Regions from separate parts of the Homo sapiens genome. Here region 1 is linked to region 2. Evidence: read pairs that join two places in POLR2A ChIA-PET (ENCODE). Cell type or tissue: A673. All regions are shown on one strand. Region 1 overlaps NFE2L1 (NFE2 like bZIP transcription factor 1). Region 2 holds the start of HOXB-AS2 (HOXB cluster antisense RNA 2).

The links. ChIA-PET counts read pairs that join two places held together with the same protein. Peaks named below come from ENCODE experiments on the same cell type or tissue, not always from the same donor. Only the 100,000 strongest peaks of a DNase experiment are listed, where the experiment ranks them.
Region 1: POLR2A ChIA-PET joins it to region 2 with 5 read pairs; 2 of 35 experiments call an interaction of 5 or more read pairs at or near these places.

The regions. Positions count from the first base shown.
Region 1 is chr17:48,059,565-48,067,564 of GRCh38, reverse strand. It overlaps NFE2L1 (NFE2 like bZIP transcription factor 1), which reads right to left. Exons shown (of 6, transcript NM_003204.3): 6 at 6,020-8,000. The coding sequence ends at 7,924. Among named protein-coding and RNA genes, the nearest start is that of NFE2L1, 15 kb to the right of the region's middle. In A673, no CTCF peak of the experiment used is centred here; no DNase peak of the experiment used is centred here; H3K27ac peaks cover 1,713 bases.
Region 2 is chr17:48,552,149-48,560,148 of GRCh38, reverse strand. HOXB3 (homeobox B3) reads left to right here. Exons shown (of 5, transcript NM_001384749.1): 3 at 4,531-4,618; 4 at 7,517-8,000. The coding sequence starts at 7,675. It overlaps HOXB-AS2 (HOXB cluster antisense RNA 2), which reads right to left and starts at 3,992. Exons shown (of 2, transcript NR_046610.1): 1 at 2,791-3,992; 2 at 1-563. RefSeq lists an enhancer at 7,334-8,000. In A673, no CTCF peak of the experiment used is centred here; DNase peaks (open chromatin) are centred at 3,178, 4,278, 4,698 and 5,174; H3K4me3 peaks cover 1,949 bases; H3K27ac peaks cover 2,921 bases.

The sequences.
Region 1 (8,000 bases), 490 kb after region 2:
GCCTCCTGAGCTGGGACTACAGGTGTGTGCCATAATGCCCAGCTAATTCTTTTTTTCTTTTTTTTTTTTTTAACTTAGTAGAGATGGGGTCTCACTGTGTTGCCCAGGCTGGTCTCGAACTCCTGGGCTCAAGCAGTCCTCCTGTCTCTGCCTCCCAAAGTGTTAGAATTACAGGTGTAAGCCACTGCACCTTGCCTAATTAAATTTTTAAATACCTGTTTTCAGATATGACCTTATATTCCAGAACTCTCAATTCTGTGGTGGCCATAGACTTGGCTCAATTTGATGTTAAACTTGCGCCATTTGGGGTTTGTCTGTGTGCTTGGCACATCTTTATGGACTGTGGCATTGGGAATCTGCATTATAAAGCAATTATTTCTCATAGTAAAAGGGAAAATGATAGCTTGGATTAATGTGCAAGTTGGGTCTTCTGATGAAGATATGTTCTTATTTATAATTTAAAGCTGATAGAACTGAACTAAGTCCAGGCTCAGTATTAGCGTTCAACTTAATAAAGGAGTCTTGGCTTTCAGCACTAGGAAACAATGATCAGGGAGAGGCATCCTAGTGTTTTGGTGTGGGATTACAGGAGTTTGATAGAGGAGAGCTTAAGATCCCAAGACAACTTGTCAATCTGTGGATCTGCACATCACCTTGTTTTGACGATGTCCAGCACTGAGGTTTTTTCCCCAAAAGTTACTGCTTTCCTATCTAGTGTGTGAAGTTTAAAGTTACTTGTTTCTCTTATGGATGACTTAATTGACCTTGGCCTTGTAAGTTTCCTGTTGACTGTTGAATAAACTACTGAATGTTGAAAACAAATGAAATGTGAAATAAAACCATCCTGCTGGGATGAAAAGCACAGTTGGCCCTCCTTTGTGGGGGCAAGCAGAGCAGTGCCTTTTAAAGGCTTTTTGTTTTGTTTTTTTTTTCTTAGGCTAATGAAGTGGCAAAAGTGAGGGAAGGCTAAATATCAAGTTTAGAATAGGTGCTGACAATTCAGCTTCTGTAGTTTTTGGTTGTATTAAATAACCTGTTTTACAATATACCAGCAGCACAATTGGGTCTGCCTTGTGACCTTGTTGGTTTGTATGGTGGTTTGTGATAGTACCAAAGCCACTGTTTACCCCAAATGGATTTTTAAATCCTAGTTGACTTTGACCAAGCCTGCCCTTTTTGCTATTTGCATAGTTAGGGTCAGGCTGGGCAACTTTGACGCCTGGCTTTGGGACACTAGCCCATTTCAATTACTGCTTCAGCCCCTAATTGAGAATTGGAAAGTTCAAGTCAACTGTTATTACCCCAGTTACACTTGTGTTTGACACAAAAGGCAGAATGCCAACTCCTTGGTCTATTCTCCACCTCTCCCCAGGTGAACTAGATTTTTTGTTTCCTTAGTTGAAGAGCATCTAGAATTAAGTAAAAAATACTGTGCAACCTATCTCCATTCTGCAGTTTAAGTTAGGCTGGAAAAGAAGCAGCTTTAGGACTGGGCGCAGTGGCTCACACCTGTAATCCCAGCACTTTGGAGGCTGAGGCGGACAGATCGCTTGAACTCAGGAGTTCAAGACCAGACTGGACAACATGGCGAAACCCAAAATACAAAAATTAGCCGGGCATGGTGATGCACGCCTGTATGCCAGCTACCAGGAGGCTGAGGTGGGAGAATAGCTTGAGCCTAGAGGCAGTATTACAGTGAGCCAAGATCGCGCCACTGCACTCCAGCGTGGGTGACAAAGCTAGATCCTGTCTCCAAAAAAAAAACCAAAACAGCAGGCTGGGCGCGATGGCTCACGCCTGTAATCCCATCACTTTGGGAGGCCAAGGCGGGCGGATCATGAGGTCAGGAGATCAAGACCATCCTGGCTAACATGGTGAAACCCCATCTCTACTAAAAATACAAAAAAATTAGCTGGGCGCAGTGGCGGGCGCCTGTAGTCCCAGCTACTTGGCAGGCTGAGGCAGGAGAATGGCGTGAACCCAGAAGGCGGAGCTTGCAGTGAGCCAAGATTGCGCCACTACACTCCAGCCTGGGTGACAGGGCAAGACTCCGTCTCAAAAAAAAAAAAAAACAGCTTTAAGACCTTTGTTGGTATGGTGTATTCAAAAGGGAAGACAAAGACTTCTATCCAGCTAATTTTTGAAAACAGCCCTCTTCTGCAAGGTACCAGATTCTCACACTACTCCAGAGACAATACGTGTACTAAATTCTGTTTCTCGGCTAATTCAGGCAGACACGAACTGAACAGAACAAGGACTAGAACTTGTAAAGTTTCACACATAGTGGTAAGTTTCCCCATAGTCCCCAAATGGCTCATTCTCCACTCCAAAGTTCAGAGCGGGAGGCAAGGAAGATGATTGACTTCTGTGTAATACAGTAAAGGTAAAAAGAAAGGTTATTTTTGGTATATTGACAAAATGACAAGTTGAAGGTTTGTGGGTCCCTTTCACTTAACGGGGATCTTTGATAGAAAAACAAGGCTTAACTACTCATGATCATGAAGCACATGGGTTTTGCTACAAAATTTCTATACTTGGCTGGGAAAATGACTCAGAAGCAGACACCAATCTAGTACCTGTGTTTGTATACATATGGTACACCAATATGGAAACAGGCTTCTTGCTGTCCACCTGTTCACCATGGTGTGCCCTAAACTATATTTAGCGTGAGCTTCTAAAGTTGTTGCTCTTGGTCAGTGCCTACAGGATGAGGTAGGTGGCGGACTTGAGGATAGTGGGGATGTTGTTTTTTTCCACAAGGAACTGTTTACCAAGCAAACGTGAAGAGGGGCAGCAAGGTTTGGTTTAGCTGGGGGTTATAAAAGCAGGGATGAGGCCAGCTTGACAGGGCTCTATGAAAAGTACCTCCCTGTTCACCAGACTGTTGGACTAATTATTACTCAGCTTTCCCCAGTAAAGGTGGGGAAATGTCAGCTATGGAGGCCAGTCTTGATGACACTGAAGCATGTCTCTAGATCACGATTTTCCCTCTATAGTTCACTATGCTATTTTTATTGATACTGAAACAGCCCCACCTTCATTGGTGAGATCTATGCAGGGCAGAGGTTGAAAATATGGGCCTATTTCCATCTCCTTAACATGAGTAAGATGTGAGAAAAAAATCAGTTTGAATGAAGCCTGCAACTGCTGAAGTCAAGACAAAGTAAGCTTTCCCACACCCACCCAAGTCAGTCACCCTGAAGAGTTTGGTCCTTTGTTAAGCCTAAGTCCTGTTCGGCTTAGGACATCTTCTCACTTCCTGCCTTAGGTAGATGGCTAGTGGTAGCAGCCCTTCCACAGGCCTTACTTCAGTCCTCCTATCTTCCTGCCAGAAAGAGGCTGGAACACCCACTCTACCTGCCAGCAGAAAGAGGTCAGCCCCACAGCAGTGCTGACCAACTTGGCCCCATGCCCCAGCTAATCAGCACGATCCTAGACAAAACTGTACATATCTCTAAGGGGGAGGGGCTGCTAACAAAAATACTCCTTTTTTTTTGAGACAGAGTCTCGCTTTGTCACACAGGCTGGAGTGCAATGGCATGATCTTGGCTCACTGCAACCTCCGCCTCCCGGGTTCAAGCCATTCTCCTGCCTCAGCCTCCTGAGTAGCTAGGATTACAGGCACGTGCCACCATGCCCGGCTAATTTTTGTATTTTTAGTAGAGATGGGGTTTCACCATGTTGGTCAGGCTGGTCTCGAACTCCTGGTCTTGAACTCCTGACCTCGTGATCCACCTGCCTCAGCCTCCCAAAGTGCCAGGATTACAGGCGTGAGCCACCATGCCTGGCCAACAAAAATATTCTTACTCAGACCAGGGACAACACTAGCAATGGGATTAAGAAGAATTTTTCAAATCTCTTAAGTCTTTTAAGTTAAAAAAAAGTTGCAAAATAAGGTAAAAGTTACAGTGTAATTACTGAACAAAAATACATATACAGTCATGTGCTGCATATTTCATGAGTGACAGATCATGTATATGATTATGGTCTGATAAGATTATAATACCCTATTTATACTGTATTTTTTTTTTTTTTGAGACAGGGTCTCACTCTTTCACCCAGGCTGGAGTGCAGTTGCACAGTCTTGTTGCGAGTACAGGCGTTGAGCTACTGCACCCAGCCTATATTGTGCCTTTTCTAGGTTTAGATACACAAGTACTTATCACTGTACTTCAGCTGCCTATAGTATTCAGTATGGCAACATGCTGTACAGGTTTGTAGCCTAGGAGCAATAGGCTATATGGCACATAGGCTAGGTGTGTAGTAGGCACTACCATTTAAGTTTGTGTAAGTACACTATGACAAAATTGTCTAATGAGGCATTTCTCAGAATATATGTTGGCCGTTAACACATGACTGTACATACATTTCTAGGAAGGGTACAAGAATATTAAAACTTAATTTTACTTCTCACAGTTTACCCTTCTATATATAATTTGTATTTCTTAAAGTATTGGTATGTGTTTTTGAAACCTTTTTTTTTTTTGAGATGGAAGTTTTGCTCTTGTTGTCCAGGCTGGAGTGCAATGGCGCGCTCTTGGCTCACTGAAACCTCTGCCTCCCGGGTTCAAGCGATTCTCCTGCCTCAGTCTCTGAGTAGCTGGGATTACAGGCGCCCGCCACCACACCCGCCTAGTTTTTGTATTTTTAGTAGAGACGGTTTTACCATGTTGGTTAGGCTCGTGTTTGAACTCCTGACCTCAGGTGATCCATCTGCCTCGGCCTCCCAAAGTGCTGGGATTATAGGCGTGAGCCACCGCACCAGGCCTCAAACTAATTTTTAGTCTTGGTTTTTTCACCCCTTTACGTATCTTGGTTTTATCTGGCTTACAGACTTTAGTCAATTCTGAATTAGGAAAGAGTTCTTGTTTGATATGACCAAACCTTTCCAACTGGAGACTGGGGAGTTGTGGAGAGGCTCTTATAAACTGAAACATAAGAAACCATCATTATTCTTACAATTCTACTGAATTGTAAACATTACTGAAGTAGTATCACTAAAGGACTGAGCTGAACCAGGTTACAGGGTGGTATCCAGGAGTTTGAGATCACAGCTTCCATTAAGAGGATCATAGCTTCCACTCCTAAACCCTGCCCAATAATCTCACAGAAGCCAGGTGCAATGGCTCACGCCTATAATCCCAGCACTTTGGGAGGCTGAGGCAGGCGGATCACTTGATGCCAGGAGTTTGAGACCAGCCTGGGCAATATAGCGAAAGCTTGTCTCTACAAAAATTACCTAGGCGTGGTGGCGTGCGCCTGTAGTCCCAGCTATTCAGGAGGCGGAGGTGGGAAGATGGCTTGAGCCCAGTGGCAGTTGCAGTGAGCCGAGATCACGTCACTGCACTCCAGCCTGGGAGACAAAGCAAGACCCTGCCAATAAAAAGACTGCTGAGTGAGTGTTCATTCTTCCAGCATCTACTAAACACCTGCCCTAACATGGGCATGTGGAAGTTCCAGCATCCCAGAGACCTTCACACATTACAGCTCTTCACAGGGCGGGTAGTTGAGCAGTTTGAGGGAAAGCAGATTCTAGCCCCCTCAGCTGGGGAGGTTTCCCAGTGTCCTAAACCTTGGCCTCCTGCTTCTCTTTAGTGGCCCTGCTCCTGCTTAACACAGTAGTGCTTGTCACATGTTAGTCGCTGCCATGGATTTCTCAGGTTTTCAACATCATAACTACACTCCAATTCTCTGCACCCCTTTGGCAGGTGAGGCCAATAGAAAAATAACAGCACAGTTGAGTTTAAAAATGTAGTTTGTAGCAGGTGGACAGGTAAAGAGCTGGGTTAAATGACACCTCCACCTATCCTAGCTGTATGAGAATAAAAAAACTCCGAATCCTTCCTGAGAGGATTGAGCTGGCTAACCCTATGAAGTACATGGTGTCTAATGCCTGCCCCCAAGGTTTAATACAATATTTAAGACTTGCCTTTTGAAGTTCCCCACTGTCAACCTCCCCAGTTCTCCACCCATCTTCCCATGTGAGCTCTGCCTTAGCCACGCAATGGCCAGTCCTCCCTACAATGAGTCCATTTCCTTTATTCTCAATTTAAATTCAAAGTGGGGAAAAAGTGCACTTAAGAATGAATCATCCATTTTATTTTATTTTGTCATGTGCTCAACAGCATCTCTCTCTCTCTCCCCTCTCCCTGGCAGGTCACAGAGATAAATTAAAAATAAAATCTACAAGGAAAATAATTTATAAAAGCACTCCCAGGTTCACACCTTCTATCCCTACTGCTCAGTTAGGCACCCCCTAACTGGGAATCAGTGCTTCCCCCCACCCCCATTTCACTCCCACTTGTCTGGGGCAGACGGTACTCCAGAGCCGGGCAGGGGTGAGGGCAGCAGTGGCAAACAGTTAAAAATAAAGACATTGTAGTCCTGGAACCATCTGGCCACCTTGGCACTCCCATGTCTGCCTCCCCCAGGCAGCCCTCCAGGAGCCTGTGCGAAGCTGGGGCTGTGGAGAAGCTGCCTGTGGCTGAGAGCTTGTGTGTTTGGGGAGGTGCTCTCAGCCTGTCATATGCACTTCTCAATCTTCTAGAAAGAAACCCAAAAAAGAAAGCAGACGACGACCTCGGGACAGAGGAGAAAAATCCCAAGTGTTCACACAGTTACACGGAGTCTTTATGGCAAAGAGAACATTTAGCAGCTTTGAATATTGGGCATCTCCTTTTTACTCAACACAAGCATTCTAGACCCTATAAGTGAAACAGGGCACAAGCCCTAAAAAAATCAAAGCGCAAGAAATTCTAAGAGGACTAGTTCTTTTGTTGTTGCTGGGTTGTGTAATTTTTTGTGTTTTCCCAGTGATAAGCCCAGTTGTTGGTAGGCAGAGGCCCGAGGGAAGGGTGACTCCCCAGTGTTGTGCTGAATCCTGCCTGGAGGCTGCTACACTAGATTCTCCATCATTCCTCTGCCTCACAGCAGTCCCAGAAGAGGAAGGCTGCAGGCCCAGTTCCCGGAGCACTGCCATCACCCTACCCCAGCTTACAGAAGAGCTCAGGCAGTCTGTGAGGGGTGGGGAACACAAACACCGGACCAGGGGAGGACGGCATACACATGCAGGCTCTGATGGAGACAATGGGAGCCTCAGCTCAGGGGTGGCTGGAGCACGGAGGGAGATGGAGTGGCAAGGCAGTGAATGACATGCGTGATGTTGGGGCTGTTGCAACATGGGACCACGTGACCCTTTCCTGTTCACTCTACCCTTTGACTCTAAATCTCAAAGCCAGTGTTGGGGCCCAGTGGCTCCATTCGATTGAAACATGGCCAATGATATCCAAGAGCTCCCCTTCAGGGATGTCAAAATGCAAGGAGCAGAAAGAGTTAACACCGTCCCTCCCCACCCCCACCCTGTGTCTGTGTACCCCACCCCCCCCGGGGTGAAAATTGGGGTTTATCACACCAGTGATCTAGGCCCACCAGTCACTCCAACCTGCTGCCTGGAATCCTGGCCAGAGCCAACCTTAACCTTCCCTCTGATTTTCTTCCCGCTTTGATTTTTTTTTCGGGGGGGGGGGGGTTCCTTCCTTCCTTCCTTCTATCCCTCCTTCCTGAAATGAGACTTTCTGCCACCTTCCCTTCCTCTCACAGGTCCATTCCTTCCCCTCTGTCGGCCTTTGCTCCACATAGCTCCTCTACCTCCAGCAACTCCACCACCACCCCTGCCTCACAGGAAAGGGGTAGGGTGAGGACCCTGTCCGTCTAAATGGTCTGGCCACTTCCACTCCACCCGAGTGGAGCTGAGCCAGCCAGTGCCTGCCTCTTCCTGTACACTGACCCGCAGTCATCCCATCTGAGAAGATATATTGGATAAGAAGGCATTTAAGTCCCCGCTGTAGGTCCAGGTCCAGGTCCAGGTCCAGCCCTTCTCCAGTTTCGGTCTTGGTGGGCTTCAAACCCCCTTCTTCCCCAGGCTCACTTTCTCCGGTCCTTTGGCTTCCTCTCCTGCCGCCGGGCCTGCTGGTCGGCCATCGTGCGGGGGATGAGGAGGA
Region 2 (8,000 bases):
CCCAGGATTTGCAGCCTCCCTTCCTCTGCCTTCTCTGCTCTGCCCACCTTTGTCTCAACACTTGCTGGGGGTGGGGTTTGCCAGGCTAAGGCTGAGCTTCTAGGTGAGGCGGGAGCCCTGATTCAGATTGGGATCTATCACCACCAAGGAGCCCACCTGCCTGAGGCTCCCAACTCGCTGGCAGCACCGCCATCCCCTCATTAGCATGTTCAGGCGGCCTCCGTGGTCATCGAGTGGACTTCGCAGACCCTTGTGGCTGCCCTTTTTGTCCTGCCACCCCTTCACAGGCTCAGCTGGGGAGAGGGCAGCGCCCCCACACGTGGGGTGGGGAAAAAGTACAGCTTGGATTTTTCTTCTTCCACTGCAGCGACCTTTTTCTTCTTTTGATCCCCACTATTGCTGAGCAGTGTCTATGCGAGTCTCCTCTTCTCCCTTCCGGGTGCCCCTTTGTTCCCTCCTGCTCTGGCTTATTGGAGAGCTGGAGATGGGGATCCAAATGCCAAGAGCCTTCTTCATTAGCAATTCCCACTTTACAACTCCCAGCTTTGAAATCTTCGTTAATACTTAGGGGAAAATGGAGATTCGGGTGAGTGTGTGACCTTTACACCACTTTTCTAGGGCTACAAAGTTGGGCAGTGAAGCTGGAAAACAGTGTGGGACTGGGAACCCAGACAGGGCCAGGAAGAAACACATCGCCAAACATCTCGCCCCAGGCTTACAGGTCCTAGCTCCCAAGCTAGCCTTTGGGCCAGGCAAATTTTGTGTGGATTGAGCCAGGGGCAGGATCCTTGACTGCCCCAAGTCTGAGATCAGAAATTGGTTTTAAAAGAGCCAACCAGTATGCCCTTATTGAGAGAATTTTTGTTTGCTAGTTGATGCATTTTTGGGGGAGGAGAGAAACAGGCACGATCCCGCCGCCGAGGTCTAGAAGGGCGGGTAGCCCTTGATTGTTCCAGAGGGTTTAAAGTGCTCCCGTCGCCTGATACTGGGTACCCAGTGGGGTGGGGGAGAGAAGTGCCAGAGCGAGTGCTCTGGCTCTGAAGAAACGGAATGGAAGAGGAAAAGATGTCTGTGAAGAAGGGCATTTTCTCTAATCTTTACCCTTATTATTTTTTTACTTCATTAGTTTATGCTAGTGTCTCTGTCTCTTACTCAATTTTCCTCTTTTTCAATTTCTCTTTCTCCTCCTTTCTCTCTCTCTCTCTCTCACACACACACACACCCTACACACATGGGCACACACACACAGTTTTCCAGGTTTCCCTCCCAAATCCAAGAAGAAATTGTTCCCTCTTCTGTATCTCCAGTCTGTTCCGAAATCATGGCTTCACTCTCAGGGATGATAAGCCCTTCTCCTGCTTCTCTTTTCCCAGACCCCAAAGTCTTCCCTCAGCCTGCTCTGGCGTCCCCCACCCCAAGTTCCCTGCTCAAACTCCTCACTACCAGCCTTTATCCCCTGAAGTTTGAAAATCCCCTGGCTAGCAGCAACACCTCAGTCCAAACAGGGGCCCTTAGGGGTGCCTGTTCCACCCTCCGTCCTCCAGCCTCCCAGCCCTAATCAGAGGGCAGCCCGCCTGCTCGCCAGAGACCTCTGAGAATGGAAGAAAAAAGGCAAGACAGAAACTAAACTGGGATCTAATTGCCTCCCAAGTATTCCAAATGGGCTCTGTACTCCAGAATTAAGAAGCCCCCACTCCATCTCCTACCGCATTTGGGGGTATATGTCCTCTGAGATTTTCTCCAGGTTCATTTTCTTGCTTCTCGGTCCTCTTTTTCACTCCCACCCCACTATGCCCCACTGCCTTCTGTAGCCCGAGGGACCACAAAGAGTTGAGGAGGCTTGGGGAAGGGAGGGGTCTGCTGTTGTCTCTGGAACACTCCTCCACTCCCAGCTCAGCTCCAGGCCCGCTTCTCCTGCAGCCGGCCCGAGGCTGCCTGGGTGCCTTCTGGACTCTCGTGTTATTCCTAGAGGCAAAGCTGCGCAGTCCCAAAAGCGATCAGGTTCTCCTCTTCTCTCAGTTTTACAATGACCTTCTCTAACCCAATGATAGTAACAGCTAGGACAGCAGAGGTTTTGAGGTACATTCTTGGCTTTTTTTTTATTTGGGGGAGTGATAGAAAAAAAAACCCCAAAGGTACTGGTTTCTTTAAGCCTCTGGAAGCCTCCCTGGCCTGAGTCCCTGACCCACCAAGCTCAAAGTTACATGGGGTCTGACCCTGTAGGTCTCTAACCAGAGTGTAGAGATCTCAGGACAGACTTTTTGCAGCCACATGCTCAGGCACCCCTAACAGGTCTCTTTGGGGTTCCAGGCTGGCTTGAGCCCCAAGTCTAGGTCTGACTTGGATGTTTTATTTTCTTGATACTACTAATAAACACAGAAAAATACTAATAAACACAGAATAATAGCTAATAAACACAGAAAAATAGCTCCCACCCTCCATCCCCATGTCCCCCAACCCGTGCTTCCCCCCAGCTGTCAACTTTCTAGGTGGGAGGTGGGGTCCTCAGGACATTACATTCTGAGGCTCTGCAAGTGGCTTCTGTTGCTGGAGGGCAGGAAGGCCATAGGTACCCCCAGTTTATCAGGGCCCCTGGAAACCGGCTGCTCCAAATCACCTGGCCTGACTTAGCCTTGCCTGGAAGAAGTAGGGGCTGGAGGCCAGGGGCCACTCCCTATCTCATCCCAAAGTAGAGCCTGTGAGTGGGGAGAGAGAGGGAATGAGGGAAGCTTTGCCAGACACCTCCAACCTATGCTGGAGGGAACACAAAAGCTGGAAATCAACTCTCACCTTTGTTGTCCCCAGTCCCGTTCCCTCTTCTGGTGCATCCAGATGGGAGAAGGCAAAAGCCAAGTATTCTAACCAGGAAATCACAGGGTAGTGCCTTACATGAAGTTAAGAGGACCAGTTTTCCAAGCTGCCTTTAGAGAAAAGAGTCAGCTTTCTATTTCATCCCCTAGCTCCGAGTCAGCAGTTAGGCAGAGTTGCAAACACTCCTGCTTTGGGAAATGTCCTGGTGCTCTTTTTGTCTTTTCCTTCCTCCCGGAATGACTATTCCCCACCCCCTGTCCCAAATCTGCAGACACCTACATTTTTGGCTCCTGTCTTCCTCCTACAGGCCTCCTCCTTGCCTTTTCCTGCCCTGCTCAAACACACCCTAAGAAAACTTTAGCTTTTGTGGCCTTCCTCACTTGTGCCAAGAGTCATAAATCTTGCAGGGCAGAGAGAAACAAACAGGGTTGTTCTGAATAATAATAATAACCATCTTCCATCTCTTCTGCCAGTGCATTTAAAATTAAGCGACCCTGCTAGTTCTTCTCTTCTTAGAAGTACAAATGTCCTTATCACCTCTTAGCCCCTTCTGCCTATTCGGAGGTGAGAATCATAACAGAAACTTATCCATGAAGTTCTTTCAGCCCGTCTACTGCCAGCCAGTCTGGAGCTCAAACTAAAACACAGAGTCCTCCTTTTGTCACCCTTTTCTCAACCCTCCTCCCCCTGCAAGATGTTCAGAGTTTTTAAAATCATCACTCACCGCTTGTTGTCTGTTCTCAAAAAGAAAAAGGGGGAGGGGTGTTTTTTTTTTTTTTTTTTTTTTAAGTTCTGGTCTTTCCCTCTCCCTTGGTTAGAGACTGGGCCTGGAGACTGGAGGGAGATTTGGGAGGAATAGAGAGGGTGTAGTGGAGGGAAGAAGCCGGGGCTGGAGACTCAGAAGGAGGGAGCCAGAGTGTGAGGGTTGGAGACCCAGAACTACTTTCTAAAAAAGTCCTGGTGTTCCAATTGCGAATGAGTGCAGAGGGGCACCCGGCACCCTCACCCCCGGGCCAGGCCTGCCTTTGACTCAGCCTCCAAATACTACTTCTCATATTAGCATAATAGTTCACTAGTGGGGTATGGGGGGAGCTGTGAACTTCACCGCCCTTCCTTGCCTTTGCTCACCTCTTCCTCCCTGTCCCTCCAATCTAGATTTAAATTTTTACCTGTTCTTTAAGGAAAAAAAAAAAACCCTCCTTCTTTTCTTCTTACTCTTTTTTTGGGGAGGCGGGTATTTTAAAATTTCCCCCCTTCCCCATCACCACCATCACCTTCCCTCCTTATCAGGCATCTAAGCTTGCTAAAGGGGGAGAGGTGGGGGGGTGTGAGCTTGTGTGTGAGTGAGTGTGTGTGTGTGTCTGTGTGGTTTTTTTTCCCTGTGCAAAAGCAGAGGCCATTGTTACGGAGAGTAGGGCGTACCAGTCTTATAGGGCAACCACACTGTGGCGGCTTAGCCCTGCTGGAGCCCGGAGCTGGATTCTGGCGAGCTGAGCCGCCCGGCACCTTTCGGTCTTCTATTTTTTTTCCCGCTCCCCCACCCCCTCCCTCCTGCGCACCCCTGCTCCTAAGCCGAGTGAATTGAAGCGGACGCCGCGCGGCTCCTCTGGCCGGTCTGCCCCTCGGGCTCCCCAGCCGGGGTGGCTTTGCGGGGCGGGGGCGGGGGGGCGGGGGGCGACGCAGCTTTAAACAGTGGTCTTTTTTTCCTTTGCCTTCAAGGAGGGGAGATTTGTCGCCTGCCGCTCGCTCTGGGGCTCGATGTGAATATATATTATGTCTGCCTGTTCTCCCCTCGTCGGTGGCTAAGGTAAGCTGGACTGAAATAGGCTATCAGTTTGTGAATGGCGGAGAGTATGTCTCAATGATTTATGGCCCATATGACTCCAATCTCGGTTCAAGAAGAGTTCACAAGCTTTAAGCTTCCTTCCACGCAGCGACTCTCTCTCTCCCTCCCTCCCTCCCTCCCTCCCTCCCTCTCTCTCTCTCTCTCTCTCTCTCTCTCCCTCTCTCTCTCCCCTCTCTCTTCCTGCTTCTCTCCTCTTTTCTCCTCTCTCTCTTTTCTTTCAGCAGCCAGATCCAGGGCTGAATTTTCTCCGCGGCTGCTAAGAAAGTCTCAACCTTTCTCTGTCTTCCTTTCTTGTTATTTTTCTTTCTCCCATTAATTTTTTTAAGTCCTGGAAGATGGCCTATCCCCTCTCTCGGGGCTTCCCCAGCTATTGTTACTCTCCTGGCTCTCCCTGGGGTGTGCTTGGCAAGGTGGGGTTCTTGCGGGGGGCTCATCTCCCTTCTCCAGCGAGACCCTGGGGGGAAGCCGGCAGCCACCGTCTCCCTCCCTCCCTCCCGAGGAGCCATATGGAACCTGAATTTTTCCAACATGGAGGCAAGGGAAATAGATCTGTTTGGCTTGGTAGAGTTGTTCCCCACCCCCTCTTGTTCTGGATCCCAGATCTTGGGTCCCCTTAGCACCTTTCTCTCTTCCCACTGTCCCGTCCGCCAGGCCTCGGCGCCCTCCAACCCGGAGCCCTGCTGAGCAAAGTCCCGAAGCGGAGTTTCTAAGGCGCCTTTTAATTCGGTTACCTCCAGCTCCCAAAACTTGCTGCCGCCCGCGGGGCTCGGCCCTCGGCCGGCTGGTGTGCTGGGAACCTGCCTCCGATAACCGTTTTGGTGTCCTGATCGCTTGCTCTTCTTCGCCTCCTTGGGCCATCGTAGGTGGCTGGTAGCTTGTCGCCAGTCGCCGCGGCAGCAGCGACCGGCTGAGGCAGCCTGGCAGCAGCAGCCAGGGACTACCCGGGTGCACAAACCTTCCCAGCCCTGTCTGCACCACCGGCGGAGTCTCCATTCTTTCCTATCGCGTCTCTGGCTCCTTCGCTTTCCACACTCGCCTGGCCTCCGTCCCGCGATGGTTTGGGGTTTATTGCAAGGGGAGCGGCAGGAATTTCGGCCCCAGGCATCTAGTTAAATTATTGTTTTATTATTATTACTATCATCATCATCGTCATCATTATTATTGCTGTAACAATCAGACTAAATAAAGCCAGGGCCTAGCCAGCCAACCCCCTCCAACGTTTTTATTTCATTCTCTTCTCTATTAATAACAACCACAACTAATGCCTGTTAATTAATTCCCCCTTCAGCCAGGGCTGCTTGGAAGCTAATTTTGGTTAAATCAGCAGAGGCTAATGGTAATAATAATAAAGGGATTGGGTCAGCCTGGTCAATTGAACTCTGGTTCTCCCTGGAAGGACCTGCTGCTTTGCAGACCCATGTGTATTTCCAGAAACCAATCGGAACTCAGGGTTACACTGATTCCCTTTTGAGTATAAATCTGTGCCATGAAGAAGGGGATTTATGTGAGGGAGGGACTTTTCTTCACCTGCACTCCTTTTATTTTATTTTCCTATGTTTAGTTTTCTTTGGAGTTGAACAGCTAGGCTGAATGAGATTAAAGTTTTCCAAACACACATGGCAGTATGGAGGTTTTATGAAAAGTGATGGTGAAGAGTTGGGAGAGATGGAGGGAAAAAAATGCAGTCAGAAGTTTCAGAACAAATACACAAAATCCTATGTTAGTTTGAATCTTTATTTTTCTGGCACACTTTTAAAAGGCTGTATTAAAATAGTGATTTTTTTTTTTTGCCTCAGGGAACCTCAGTCAACAGGAATACCTCTGTTTCTAACCTAGAGAATAATATTGTTAAAATTGCTTTGTTAATTTTTTTTTCCTCAGGAATAATTTTCTCTTTTGGAAAGCACTTTCCCCGTCTCAGTAGAAAAGTCTAGCAGTTGTAACTTCTTGTTTCTTATTTGCTTTGGGGGAAATCAAAGAAAACAGACGGTGAAGGAAAGGGTGGGAAAAATTAAGTCTCATGAAAAAAAAAAAAAGAGGTCCGGGGAGAGACCTGGGCCAAATGGTCACAGCACCAACTGGCGTGGCCCAGGAAATTGAAACAATCCTGCTCCATGTGGGGGCCCCACAGGGCCACTGGCTGCCCGATCCCAGGTTTGGCTGAGCAAAGACAAGGGCTGGAGGTGGTGGTACCTGCAGCAGGGCCATGGACAGATGAGTCTCGGTTCAGCTGGCTCTTGAGGTTAAAAATCATCAGGAAGTTTCTAGGTCAGGCTGTTGTTGTCTTCCTGGTGGGAGAGTGGTGGGAAGTGGAGAGGATACCTCACAAGAGAAGCTTCTCTGCTGAACTTGCTTCTCCTGCCTGTTCTTTTAGGAGATCCTTTGGTTTTCCTTCAGGCTAGACTTTGCTTGGGCAAGAGACCTAAACCGACTTGGAAGGAGGCAAAGGCTGGAAGCATAGAAGCCTCTGGGCTCAGAGGAGGGTGTTGATGATGCTTTTATTTTGGAGTCTCCTAGTGTCCCCTCCCTTGAGCCATCCTATCCCAGAGTTGGGGAGGAGAGATAGGGAGAGAGGGACTAGGGGAGGTCAGGGGCTAGTGCACAGGCAGGAGAGAAGCAATGGCCTTTGCCATAGATTCTACATCTAGGCAGTCTTGAAAGGCATATAGTCTTTATTTATTTTTTTATTTTTTAGTGGAAATGAAAACTGGTGGGCTTTTTTTTCTCAGCATCTGCTTTGGAGATGTTGGGGAGGGGAAAAGAAAAAACCCTATTGATGTCAGTTCCCTTTTCAGTTCCTAAGATGGATTCGAGCCCCAGTCCTCTTCTCCCCCTTGTGTCTCTTCTCTCGCCTCGCAGGTCAGCCGCTTGGAACAGACCCCGGAGGAGGGGGGCAGAGAGGGGAGGTGGGGGGGGGGGGTCCGGCGTGTCACGTGACCCCCAGGGTTGCCAATGTCCGGTCCTGAGGGTATCAGGCCTTTCCAAGTTGCCACCCACTGCCCAGGCCTCACCCAGCGATGCAGAAAGCCACCTACTACGACAACGCCGCGGCTGCTCTCTTCGGAGGCTATTCCTCGTACCCTGGCAGCAATGGCTTCGGCTTCGATGTCCCCCCCCAACCCCCATTTCAGGCCGCCACGCACCTGGAGGGCGACTACCAGCGCTCAGCTTGCTCGCTGCAGTCCCTGGGCAACGCTGCCCCACATGCCAAGAGCAAGGAGCTCAACGGCAGCTGCATGAGGCCGGGTCTGGCCCCCGAGCCCCTGTCGGCCCCGCCTGGCTCACCCCCGCCCAGTGCCGCACCTACCAGTGCCACTAGCAACAGCAGTAATGGGGGCGGGCC